Regions from separate parts of the Homo sapiens genome. Here region 1 is linked to region 2. Evidence: chromatin contacts called from ENCODE Hi-C or POLR2A ChIA-PET data. All regions are on one chromosome and are shown on one strand. Each heading gives the region's core, a stretch centred on a gene start or an enhancer-like site at or near the end of the contact. The rest is flanking DNA. Distances are from core to core; before and after follow the strand shown. Region 1 overlaps LINC01811 (long intergenic non-protein coding RNA 1811). Region 2 has its middle 150 kb from the start of LINC01811.

Region 1 (6,316 bases), core at 2,951-5,450, 250 kb after region 2:
GAAAACCACTGAGGGAGGAAGGGGAGAAAAAAAAGAAGTAGGGAGAAGGGAGAATTAGAGAAAGAGAGAGAAATAGAGGTGTGGATGAATTCAGAAATAGCGAGGGAAATCTTGCTCTTTGCAAAGAATTTTGGAATGGGGGACTCTGGGCTGTTGCATAATCATTTTGAGACAGGGTGGTCATGGGTGAGAAAAACTGGTAAAAAAATGTGAAAACTTTTCTTACATTTTGGCAGACCCAGGATAGAAAGAAATGAGGAATGTAAGTGGCAGAGCTGAGTTTTAAGCCCAAAGTGTCCTGGCTTCTTAATCCATCTTTCAAGCACATTCTCACCCATCCAGGCACCAGAGTATTCCTAGGGGCTGCTTTCCTTTAAAAGGGCATGGGATCACGACCTTTCTACTGACTCTGCTGAGTGCAGCAGGAAAGGGGATAGTTTGGTGGTCTCTATGGAAACTTAGGACACTGGGCTCTGCCTCTGTCGCTTGCCAGCTATGTTGCTTTGGGCAATTGCCTGACCTTTCTCAGCCTCAGCTCCCTCAGGTGTAAACTAGGGATAGTAATAGTACTAATTGGACAGTATTGTTCAGCATAGGAGAGTCCTTAGTGCATTGTTTTCTCCTGCTTTCTCTCGTAACTTTCCAGGAGAGTTCCCTGGGTGACTGTGGAGTCTATGGTTTCTTTCCTACACAGTCTGATTCTCTAGGCTTCCAGGAATAAGGTCTCTCTCCAGCACTGGGTTGGTACCTCCAGCTGGGCCCCAGCAACATGACACTGTCTCTTTGGTGACTATGAAGCTTTAGTCAGTCTTGGTTTAGCCATTGTAAAGGGGTCAGCGATTGTGATGGGGTTTCATGCCCAGAAGTTGATGCCACAGCAACTCTAGTCCCCTCTTGGCCCCTCGTAGTCCTCTATACTACTATTTTGTAGGCACTGGACATGCTAAAGAGCCTTGGTGGTCAGAATGAGGCTGGGCAGCTAGATTCCACCCTCTGCTCAGCCAGCGCAAGACGAAGTGCAGCCTGTGCTCTTGTTCACTGATGGTGAGATGAAATCAGTGAAGTAGATAACTTCCCCATGCCACAGTCAGAGCTGGTTTCTTCTTCTACACTTTGGACTTATTGCCGTTTTGGCTCACCATTCCTTAGTTCTAGTTGTTTGTTTGTTTGTTTTTGCCCTGAGTTGGAGCTTCTTATGGTCATGAAGCAGTGTGTCTCAGGTGATCATCAGGCAGAGAACAGAGAATTTGCACTGCCAGACAGAGGACACAGTGCCATGATCCCATGTAATCTTTTAAATTGGTTAGAGAGTCTCTAGACCAACATCCTCATTGTAAATTGCTTTCCTAATACTATCATTTACCAAACCACACCAGGGCCAGGCTCCATACTATAGATGTCTCATTATATCCTTACCACATTGCCCTTAGGTTGGCAGGAATGGACTGCTCCATTTTCAGTGCAGATACAGGGAGGCTCAGAGAAGTGAAGGCCCTTGCTCATAAATGGTGGAACCCGAACGGGGAAGATAGAAGTCCTCCAGAGTCACAGACCCAGAGCTCCCAGGCAGAGTCCTGTGGAATTCTGGGTGTTGGACACTTTCAGGTGAGTCAATGTGGATGATAGAAAAAGCTCCCTGGCCTTTGGCAGAGGTCAGAGTGGTGGCGATGGGCCCCTCTGCTGAGGTTAGCATGGGTAGGGATCCTGGCTTTGTCATTACTATACAGTAGTGGTGATGAATTTTAAGAAACATGCCAAAAGGAGAGTGGTAAGACCTCAGGCTGAGGTGACTTTTGTCATAGAATTCTAGAAATTTGGTTTCAACTGTTGCTTCTTAAGGGTAAAAAAGGAATAGATAAGCTTTCCCTTTCCTTGCAAATGTACCCCCTGGAGCTTCAGAGAGAGCTAGATTGCACTGCTGGGATAGCTAAGGAGGCTGCTTTGCCTCCTTTGCTTAACTGCTTCCCGGGGTCCAGGTGGCATGCCCCACACTAGGCATTGTAGCTGTCCTTTTCACAAAGAAGAAACAGAGAACAATATTATGTAGGAAGATATTTATTTTCTATACCTTTTGCCTGTCTGGGATGCTGGGTCTCTGCCAGGGCTGGAGAAATTAAGGGAGAATTGTGTTCTTGTATTCCCTAGGGCTATTTTATGTGCCCAGGCACTTGGCTCAGGCCTCTCTACAGCACTAATCAGTTTGCATTACAAGAGTCTGTTTCCAAGGTTGTCTCCGCCACTGTACTGTGAACTCCCACTGAGCCATGGGCCAAACCTGACTCATTGTTCTCTATGAGCACAGAACCTGCTGTGGGATAAGTTGGGAAGAAGGCATTTAGGACTGAGTTAGAAGATGGCATTACCTTGGTACCCTCATCACAATTTCAGATCTGGCCCTCCCCCTACAAATGCAGAAATACAGACCCAGCCATGAACCAGAGTTCCAGGGATGCAAATATGCCAAGGAGCTCCCAAGAGACAAAGGAACTGAATCAGTAAGTTAGTTTCACTATAGGAAATAGATCCCTTTAAACTCAGGGTGTTGGAATAGGCCAGGCCAGGACATTATCTCCCTGTCTCCCTGTGAACAAACCTGCAGTAGATAGCATAGGCCAGTGGTTCTCAGTCTTGAAGAGAATCAAAATCACCTGGAGGATTTGTTAGAACACAGATGGGTGGGCCCCACTCCTGAGTTTCTTCTGATTCAGTAGGTCTGGGATGGGGCCTGAGAATTTGCATTTCCAACATCTAATGCCATAGATCCAGGGACCTTCACTTTGAGAGTCGCCACTTTAGGTTAATATGGGGATTACGTAAGGAGGGGAACTTGGCTTCAGTGATCCCCAAAGGCTGGGGATCTCTGAAAAATCTGGACATTTGATCAGCTGAATATATATCACATTGCTCCTGCTCTTTTTTCACTTGTATCCTTCTTGCAAAACTAACCAAAGCAATAAAAAAATTCACAACAACAAAAATGATCCTAAACAATAATATCAAGCATCACAAAAAAGATAAGTAAGAACAAAGCTGTATCCTTGGTGTTGTAAAATGGTTTTGCATCGTATTTTTAGTTGGAAGTAACCCCAGCTCAAGACCAGAAACTCCTCTGGTATGGTCCAGGTGGGCTAGATCTTTGCCAGCAAGATCCCCAGCCCAAGGGCCTGGAGGTGGATCAGGTAGCTTGGCTGCTCAGAGGAAACCATGCCAGGAAGCTGGTGTGAGGATGAACCGCAATCCACACCTGTTTTCTCCTCAGCACAGCTGTCTCCTAAGGCATGGACACCTCACCATCTGTGCCTTTAACATGTGAAACACATTTTAAAATATACTATTTAATTTAAAATGATATTTGTCAGCTCGCTGCTGTGCCAGCTCCCTCTGCACAGAAGTGTTGCTGACAGAGCTTTAGTACAAAGAGAAGCAGGCCTGCAGGGTCAGCTGGCCAGGGACATAGAGGCTGGGCAACAGTGTGGAAGTTCATGGTGAAGCTGGCAAGCTTTTTATAGCCAGCAGTCATACCCTCACCTTGTCCTCCGAGACCTGGGACCCTCTAGAGGTCCAGGGTTACACAGTTTAAGGTATTGATGTTTCCGGAAGGAATGGCACCTTTGAAACTCTGTGAATTTCTCCATTCTTTCTCCTAACTGCAGTACAGATCCTGTGGGTAAATATTAATCAATCAATATGTCTACCTAAGAAAGCCCCTAATAACACATGAGCTACTATTGCTAAGACACATCCTCCCTGAAAGCTGTCCCAGTACTCCATCTCAGAGCTAGGATGCACCTTCTTCTTTCAAAGTCCATTTTATGCCTCTGTTCAGCCAGTTTGCTTCCCTCCGTTGTGGAAATTCAGAGGATTTTTCACAGCCTGGGTATGACAGACTTGTTCCCACTGTGCTATGAATTCATGCCTGCTCAGACTGCACCACCTTCCCATAAGGAGGTGTTAGGGGTGTCATCTGGGCTTTTAGCTCTGTTGTCAGCTTCGAAATAAATTGTAACCACAATTTGTAGCACAGGGAGGTGGTGAGGGAGGAATGGAGGGAGCAACAGAGAGATAGCTGAATTGTGGACAAATATGCTCTCTGATCAGTTTCTAGAAAAATCTTCCCAGGTAATTGTGTGCCTCAAGCCTAGGGTTGTTGTACATGGATTTTCTGCAAATTTTTATAGCTCATAGCCTAACTTACAGTTTGAAGGGAGAAGGGCCACCAGGTGGGGCTAAAGAGAGGCTTGTTTTGGATGAGGCAGAAGTCCACAGACTTATTTTGTTGTCTTGGAAAAGAGTTTACTTTTAATATCTTAAAATGAAAGTTAAGACCTAGTAAGTCTTTGCAGTTCATATTTCTTCTGCAGAAATGGTCCCTGCTTTTAAGAGTATTAAGCATTGTACCTTTAATCTCAAACCAACTCTATGCAACCTGCCTTCCTGCCTTCCCTCCTTCCTGCCTTCCTTCTCTCCCTTTGTCCCCCCTTCTTCCCTTCTTCCTCCTTTTCTTTCCTCCTTTTCTCCCTTCTTTTCTTACTTCTTTCTTTTCTTCCCTTTCCTTGCTCCTTCCCTCCCATCCTTCCATTTCTCTTTTTCCTCCTGCCCTACCGCCCCCTCATTCTGATGTAATGATTCATTTATCTGTTGAGACAATCCAATTTGCCTCCTTTCCACCAAGCACTATTTCAGGGAGTAGCTATGAATAAAACCCCTTGGATTCTGAAAGGAAGGGCAGAGCAGCTCACTGTCTCATGTCAGAGTTCACTGCTCTAGACTGATTAGCATTATTACTTCAGAGAAATGCCTTCAGCAAGATTCCAACTGGATATTTGTATAGCATTTTCCAGGGAGATATTAACAGTTCTCAGAATAATCTGGTAGTTTGATTTCACTGATGTACTTGTGATTTGTCCTTTTCTGAGAATTTGAACTTTTTTTTCCACTTTAAAACATAATAGAATAGTTTTACATGTCATGCTTTGAAATGTAAATATTTTCAAGTTCTGAGTGTACAGATAATAAATAATGCTCTAAAGTTTTAGATTAATTGGTAATTAATTTTTGCAAAGAGCTTTGAGATGGAAAGTGCTGCATTTCATCATGTCAAATTAGCATTGATTACAGAGATTTTTAAGTTTAACACCATGCAAATGCTGGCTTTTTCAGACTTATAAAATTGTATTTCTAGAACAAAGGGGTGCTTCTTTAGAATCTTACGTCAATTGTTGGATAGATGAGAGAATCAATGACCTTGATGAACATAGCAATCAGTCTGATAGCGCGTGCGCGCGCATGCGCACGTGCACACACACACACACACACACACACACACACACACACACACACTTGAGAATTTTGACTGCATTGGGAAAACAATTCTGCATCACATTATGGGCATTCTAGAGTGTGGAAAATGGCAATGAAAAGTGACTCATTGTGGCAGCCCACAAATCCACTCTTCCTCACACATTGAATGAGATAATACAATTAATTGAGCACATATGTTGATTCAGCCTTCAAAGGTTAAGAATAACCAGGCAAGAGCCATGGGAAGGCAGACAAGCCCTCAGGAAAGTACCTTACAAAGTGGTGACAATGAGCACAGACCATGATGCCTCATGGGGACAGCACCAGCTGTGGAATCACAGAAATAAGAATCACTATTCTCTCATCTGCCTACTGCCTACGTGACCCTGGGAACAGTTACCCAGCCTTCTTGAGTCTGTTTCCTCTCTGAAAGATGAGATCACAAGACCTATCTCGGGGCTGTTTTAAGTAAATGAGGTAAATGAACATAGCACTCAGCATAGTGCCTGGCACATTTTCCATACGTGTTATCCTATGGCTAATGATGCCTAGGGACACCCAGGGAAGGTTTCCTCAAATTGTCACAGGGGATGAGAACCCTTCAGGGTAAAAGTGTTTGAGACAGTAAAACACAATTTATCCAGCAATAAAAATAACACACTTGCATCCTGCTTTGGAGTTTACAAAGCACACAGTTATACCTTCATGGTGTCCTCACGACTTCCTTGTGAGATCAAGACAAGTAAAATTTTCCCAAAGCAGGGATGAGAAGGCTGAGTGATTTGTCCACCGGCAAACACAGCCTGAAATCCAGATCTTTTGATTCCAAGCCCAGTGCTATTCTGCTACATCCTTGCAGGTACCAATAGGCATCCCAGGGTGTAAAAGGAAGGAACCAGGGTCATCTTAGTCCTGGGGTAGAGAAATCATTTTCTCAGAGAGAGAGAGGACTGCCATATTTCTCGTTCTATGAGTAGTCAAAGAACCATTCTTTGGCACACACACACAGACACAC
Region 2 (7,084 bases), core at 1,103-3,602:
CAAGTTCTGTATTTCTGGATATGTCTGTCAGCCTCTCTAAGCCTTAGTTTCCTTGTCTGTAAAATGGGGGAAATGATGCCTACCTTTCGGGATTGTGGTCAAGATGAAATGAGCTATCATGCGGGTAAAACCCCCAGGACATGGTAGAGGCTCTGTAATTGTCCTTTTTTACTCCCTTGCCTTGCTGTTGGAATGTTGTGGGGTTTGGAAAGGAAGGTGAGAATGACTTTCTTCCTCTCCAGAGCAGCTACAACCTGTGATCTGGGGGCAGGGAGACTCAGCTGTGAAAAAGCCAGCCTCATTTTGGTAGTTGGCAATGGTCCTAGGATGCCTGAATTCTGTGGCAGGGGAGACCTGCAGGGCTCATGCTGCAATGCCCCAGGTTGAACAAATGGGGTAAAGGAGACCAAGAGAGCTGAAATGACTTGCCCAGGACCACAAAGCCAGTGAGTGGCAGAGCTGGGGTCAACGCTTTGTTCTGTGTCCCTGCATTGGCCTGCCACCATGTCTTAGGAGAGCAGAGCACGTGCTTGTAAAGTAACTCCTGGCTCCAGGGTGCACAGTTGGACCTCAGTCTTTACCCCATAAATTCTTCTGTTACATGGGGAGCAGTGGTCAATTTCCAAACCAGGTAGATCGGCATGTTTCTCACTCCAGGAAGGTTTCCTGACCTCCTAACATCAAGGCAGGTGGCCCTGCTGGTTTCTCCTGGGATTCCTGTGCCCAATTTGTATGTTTATTTTTGTACTCCCTGCCCTAGACTATGAAGACATGATCTAGACTTTCTTGTTCCTCGTTGTGTGTCTAGGGCCTTCTGTATGCTCTAGGACTGAGTAGACCTCAATAACTGTGTGTATGGGTGAATGACTAGGCCAGTTGGGTCCATTCTGCTGTTGCTTCCCCTCAGACATTTTAGGCCCCAGTTTGAGTGTGAGTCTACCAGCAACTGCCTTCATCAGGAATGACTTCCTAGCCTCCTCGGGAAGCACCAGCCTGGGCATTGATGACAGGAACTCTAATGGTTTTTGGCCTAAGCTAGTAAAGACACATAGCATTGCTCACCTGGCTTCTTTCTACCTCTGAAACTTGGAGAATGACTTGAGTAGATGTAAAATGTACTCACCAAGACAGATGTTCAATATCTAGAATTGCAAGCCTACCAGAAGCTCTCCAAGTGCTGGGTAGTGTCCCTCACTGGGCTGCTTCACATGGGCCTATCCACCCTGATCACTTAGCACCCTGCCAGTGAATACCCACTGTCTGTTGGCTTGGTGGCTTTACCTCTGTGTAGGAAGGGGGATGAGCTAGCTGCTCAGAGCTCAGTCAGCATCAGCTTTCTCAGACCTGGGGGAGGGTCTCAGGGGAATGGTGACTCACTTAGAACAGGCTTCATTGCACAGAATGCCCTGTCCTGTGTTAAGCACAGCAGGAAGCTTTAACTAGATCATTGCATCTTCCCCCAGGAGGCAGCTAGCAAAGGTGGGAGGTGCGTAACATGGATGGGCTGCAGTGATTCTATAGAAATGGCAAGGAGAGACAGCTCTGAGATGGATTATGAGGGGAAAAATCCTCAGGGTTCACTGGACTTGTTGGGGGTTGGAGTAAGCATTGAGGAGGGCAGAGGAGAGAGAGGAATAAGATGAAACTCTGGGGAGGAACAGAGAGGCAGAGATGTAGTGATTAAAGTCTAATTGTTTCATGGCTTTTTCTTAAAACCACATTTTATTTGAAACTCACAAACTTCTGCTTCAAATTGTTTCATTGGTTATATTTGTCCTTGCTGCAAAATTTTGCAAATGAGACTAAATTCTCTGTAATGATATTTCTTTGTTGCTGTGATCATGCTTTTACTCAGCATAACAAATAGGCAGCTTGTTCAGAGTGAGGGTGGCTGCTGGGCTTCTAAAAACCTGGGAAATTCAAGAAGGAGAGTACATGACTTCAGCAAAACCTTATCACTGCACAGGTGGGGGCAACACTTGCTTCTTAGTCCAAGATCCTTTTTCTTTCCCTCCCTCCCTCCCTCCCTCCCTCCCTCCCTCCCTCCCTCCCTCCCTCCCTCCCTCCCTCCCTTCCTTCCTTCCTTCTTCTTTCCTTCATTATTCCCTCCCTCTTTCTCTCTCTCCCTTCCTCCTTTCCTTATTCATTCATCAGACATTTATTGAGCATCTACTATGCACCAGCTGGGATACAGCAATACATAAGACAAATATAGTTCATATCCATCTAGCATAGATATGGTAGGAGCTGAGTCATTGCATTCATTTATTTGTTCAATAAACATTCATAGAATACCTAATATTTGCTTATCTCTGTTCTAGGTATAAGGAATGCAGGGATGAACAAGAGAGAACAACAAATTCCCTTTGCTTTTGTGCAGGTTATAATCTGGGTGGGATGAGATGTTAAGCAAGGAGGTTCATAAAATAAAAATATAATGACACAGTTTGAAGTTTGCATATTGGTCCAATCCACATGGGTATCTTTCCTTCATTGGCTCAAGTTTCATGAATATGTTCATCCTGGAGCTATGGAAATGCACTCAAGAGGGGGTGGCTTCCTGGAAGGGAACATAAAATCTCAAGTTAATGTCTTACTCCCGTTCTGGTCATTCTTCCTTATCACAAAGAAGACTCAAGGGATTAGTGAGGCCCTTCAAAACTGTGTTGTGGGAAAACCAAAACCAGCGGTGCAAATAGTGAATTGCAGCCTCAGTTGGGACTCTTATTCTCATTGATTGAAGTGGTTTTATTATATTCCCAGTGGCTCCAGTCCTAACCTAGAAACCTAAGCCCTATACCTGCTGGGACAGGGTTCTGACATTTTATGGCAGAGGTAAGGTAGAAAGAGCCATATACATGATTGGTTTTACAATAATATTTCTGTAGCAAAATGATTTAAATACAAGAGGCGAACACCCAGCTCTCTTCCCAAACACCCTGTAGTAAGAAATAGAAGGCCTCTAAGACCTCATTCTCATGTCTACCCCTCACAGTGTTATCACACCAGACAGAGCAAGCATAGAAGCCCCAAAGACACTGACTACTTTCTGTCTACAGGTTTTTAGACAAACCACTTCTTCTCTCTTCCCCTATAAATAATGCTGATGTCACAGGGTTTTATGAGCATTTAATGACACATGCCTCATAAAAAGTATTTTATAATCAGTAAAGCACTGAATTTATTGCTGTTATTGGGTTATAGCAGTAATGTGGTCCTTGGTTCTCACTTTTGCAAATACAGAACCCTTAGGGGATTTGTGGCAGATTAGTTTTTCCAAAAATGGCCACAATAGCATCCTCCATCTCACGTGTGCATCATCCTTTTTTCTTTTTTTTTGAGACAGAGTCTTGCTCTGTCGCCCAGGCTGGAGTGCAGTGGCGTGATCTTGGCTCACTGCAAGCTCCCTCCCGGGTTCATGCCATTCTCCTGCCTCAGCCTCCTGAGTAGCTGGGACCACAGGTGCCCGCCACCATGCCCGGCTAATTTTTTGTATTTTTAGTAGAGATGGGGTTTCACCATGTTAGCCAGGATGGTCTTGATCTCCTGACCTTGTGATCCGCCTGCCTCGGCCTCCCAAAGTGCTGGGATTACAGGCGTGAGCCACCGTGCCCGGCCTTCACGTGTGCATCTTCAATATGACCTTGCCATGCCTTTCTCAAGAGATAATTTTCTTCATCTCCTTGACGCTGAGTTGACTCCAGACTGCTTTGACCAATAGCACAGTGACCCTGTGCCAGTTCTGGGGTGTAGCCCTTAGCCAGCCTGGTAATTTCTGCTTCCTGCCTCTTGGAGCCAGCTGCCATATAAGAAAGAAGTATGACTATCCTGAGACCACCAGATGATATGCCATGTGGAGGGAAAGAAAGGCCAAGGAGCAAAAAGGTATACTAAACATGAGTGAAGAAGCCATCTTGGAAGTGGATTTTCCAGCCCTGGCTTCCCAGATTCCCAGTTGAAATCTGGAAATCCCAACCCACTGAATTGTGGAAAAATAAAATAAATGTTGTGTGAACACACTAAGTTTTGAGGCTACTTGGTTACCCAGCAATAGAAAACGAAATAGTTACTTTTTTCCTCTTCTGGGTTTTGTATATCTTTTTCCCAAGGACTTGCTAATTGTATTGAATTGCGAAAAGCCACAGACTTTTCCAGCCCAGGAGGTCTGGTGTTCAAACCTTGACTCAGTCATCTTTTAGCTGTGTGTTCACATAACACTTTGAACTTCATTCAGCTTTTAAATCTATTATAGGGCCTTATAAGGCCTCCTAAAGATGCGGGGAGGCCACAATGAGCCAGTCCATTGAAAGTGCTTTGTAGCATTGTTTGGTCCTAAGTATGCTGTCAGGCATATGTTGTCAATCAAAAGAACCCACTGAAGCTCTGTGAGACACCTGCTGGTCAGTTCCACATCCCTGGTGAGGCTAGTTCCCTTTGGCATTTGTGTTTGATACATTCTGGGTCTACTTTTGAGATGGGACAGGGCAAAGCCTGCGTGGGACTGCATAGTGTGGAGGCTTCAGCTACAGCTCAGGAGTGCTGAGTACTTAGTGCATGTGCCAGGCCTGTCTGTAATTTCTAGACTACTTCTTTAATAGCAAACTCTTAATACTTCTATTTCACAGATGAGAAAACTGAGACTCAGAGAAGCTGATGTGGCTATACTAGTAATGACAGAACCAGGACAAGAAGTCAGATTCCTAGTCACCAAGTCCAGTAAGATTTGGGGCAATCACTTAGAATTTTTGACTTCAGCATAAGGTAAAGAAGATAAGAAAGTATCCAAGAGGCATACAATTTTAATCTGAAAGCATTGCAATATGATGACTCCTTAAACAACATAAGAAATTTGGAGTTCCTTTAAAGCTGCAAACACCAGAAGTTTACTCCTTCCAACTCATCATTCTTGGCAAAGTAGGCATAAATGGCACCTTATTCCTTCCATTTCCAGTTGGAGGTTCTTCTGTTTTGAGCATGTGTATTCCTCTTTTCTGGAAGTTTTTCTTGACAGAAGCAGAGAGGTTTTTGACAAACAACTTTAATATTCTTTGTGTCTGTGTGGCTGGCTCTAATAATCCTGCAAGCTTACAGGGTCACTGTTAAGATTAAATCTGAGTCATCGGAGGCAGATGTTGACACATCATTATTTAAATCCTGAGCTGCTGAAGGACTCTCATCCCCATGAGCTATGATTCACTGTCCAAACAAACACCCCAAATTCCACATAGCTTGCTGAGCAGGGACTCTGGACTCCATTAGGGGAAAAAGTTTGCCTTGCTTTGTGTGGTGAGAAAGCACTACTTTCTGTTGCAGAGGAAGCGTGGCCTACAGGGAGAAAGAGTGTTTCAGAAGACCTAGGCTCCTGTCTCATCTCTTGCTCTGGGCTTTCTTTTATTACCTGCTCTTCATAAACTTTCCCGTAATTTACACTTGCATGTTTACTTATATGTTATTGTTTTTTATTTTTTATTGAAGTATAATTTTTAAAGTAAAATGTGTTAAGTGTCCAGCTTGATGAAATTTTACAAATGTATACTCTAAGTCAGCACCATGCATATGACAACATGGAACATTTTCACCACCCCAGAAGATTCCCTTGTGCACCTTCCCGATCAATAACCCTTCAAGGTAACTGCTGTTCTGACTTGTGATGCCATGGATCAGTTTCCTCAGTTCTAGAATTTCATGTAGAAGTCAAATGGCACATACTCTTTTGTATCTGGCTCTTTTGCTCAGAAAAATACCTGTGACATTTATATGTGGTGTTGTGGATATCAGTGATTTGTTCCTTTTTATTGCTGAGTATTATCCCATTGTATGACTAGACCAAAATTTGTTTATTCATTCTCCTGTCAATGGATACCTGGTTTGTTTTCAAACTTTGGCTATTATGAATAAAGCTGCTGTACCTATTCTTGTATACATATTTTGTAGACATATGTTTTCATTTCTTTTGAGTAAATACCTAGAAATAGGATTGCTAAGTCATAGAATAGGCTGGTGTATGTTCGACTTTATCAGAAACCATCAAATAGTTCTTTCTAACACTTAATGTTTTCAGTCTTTTAAAATCTTAGCCCTTCTTGAGGGTGTCTACTAGTATCTCAATTTAACTTTCATTTTTCTGATGAATATTGATGCTGAGCACTTGTACTTATGCTTATTGACCATTTATATATCTTTTATTTCTGTGAAGTATCTGTGTAAATATTTTGCCCATTAAAATAGATTTTAATGGTAGAATGCATTAATAAAAATACTAGTCAAGGAATGGATTGCAGAACGAAGACAGAAAACTTGCAAGAGAGAGCCCTCAAGGGCAGCAGTAAAAACAATGGATACAGTTGTCCCCTTCTATCCTGTTTCCAACCCGTAATTGAGTGGAAGGCTTGAAGGATGCCATCGCTTGGCTTATTTAGAACAAAGAGATGCAAGTGGTAGGGATTGCAAACACACACACACACACACACACACACACACACACACACACACAGCATTGTGGAAGGAAGATGAGCTTAAAGGTCAGAAAATCTGTGTTCCAATCCTAGGAGCTCAGGAAATATTAAGAAAAGATGTCATTATCACACACTACTAACACCACTGGTGCAGAAATAAAATAGCGTTTATTGGGGGAAAATTCTTAAGTAGCAGAGTACAAGCAATTCTCTGAACTCTCATATTCCTATAGTTTGGGCCAGGTCTAGGGATGTGCAGCCCTGTGACCAAATTTCCAGAAAAGAGGAGATCCACCTCCATCAGGCTCCTTGTATTTATAGGTTTGGGGCAGGAAGAATATCTATGCAGCTACACAGCAATGGAGGCTTCTTGGTATCCTCAGGAAGAAGGAGCCTTGGAGCCCAGCAATTGGGTTGTTATCCACCTACACTTTTGTTGAGATAACTCAGACCTGTTGACCTTGCTGTTTGCTAAGTCACTAAAAATGGGAGACAAAACAAACTTTCAGAACTGTCTGGATTTGTCATTCAACAGGAGAGTTTTAATCCATGTAATCTCTCTGAGTCTCTGTTTTACCACGGATAAGATGGGGATAATACTATCTAGCATCTTGAAGAACTATTTGAGG

The links. Hi-C counts contacts between places; a loop is a spot of excess contacts on that map. ChIA-PET counts read pairs that join two places held with the same protein, here RNA polymerase II (POLR2A).
Region 1: a loop to region 2 is called in a map of A673, with 3 times the contacts of the local background. The contact joins two enhancer-like sites. A Hi-C loop is called at or near these places in 1 of 168 maps with a recorded cell type or tissue (A673) and 1 of 37 single-sample maps with no recorded cell type. POLR2A ChIA-PET finds 5 or more read pairs at or near these places in 2 of 52 experiments (A673 and WTC11).

The regions. Positions count from the first base shown.
Region 1 is chr3:34,256,576-34,262,891 of GRCh38, forward strand. All of the region lies in intron 2 of LINC01811 (long intergenic non-protein coding RNA 1811), which reads left to right. Among named protein-coding and RNA genes, the nearest start is that of LINC01811, 100 kb to the left of the region's middle. Within about 2 kb of position 4,201, at least 3 of the 41 ENCODE cell types and tissues checked have a DNase peak (open chromatin) inside an H3K27ac peak, as active enhancers do; they include A673, where a contact is called at or near this core.
Region 2 is chr3:34,007,069-34,014,152 of GRCh38, forward strand. No RefSeq gene overlaps it. Among named protein-coding and RNA genes, the nearest start is that of LINC01811, 150 kb to the right of the region's middle. RefSeq lists an enhancer at 4,929-5,223 and a silencer at 6,749-7,043. Within about 2 kb of position 2,353, at least 3 of the 41 ENCODE cell types and tissues checked have a DNase peak (open chromatin) inside an H3K27ac peak, as active enhancers do; they include A673, where a contact is called at or near this core.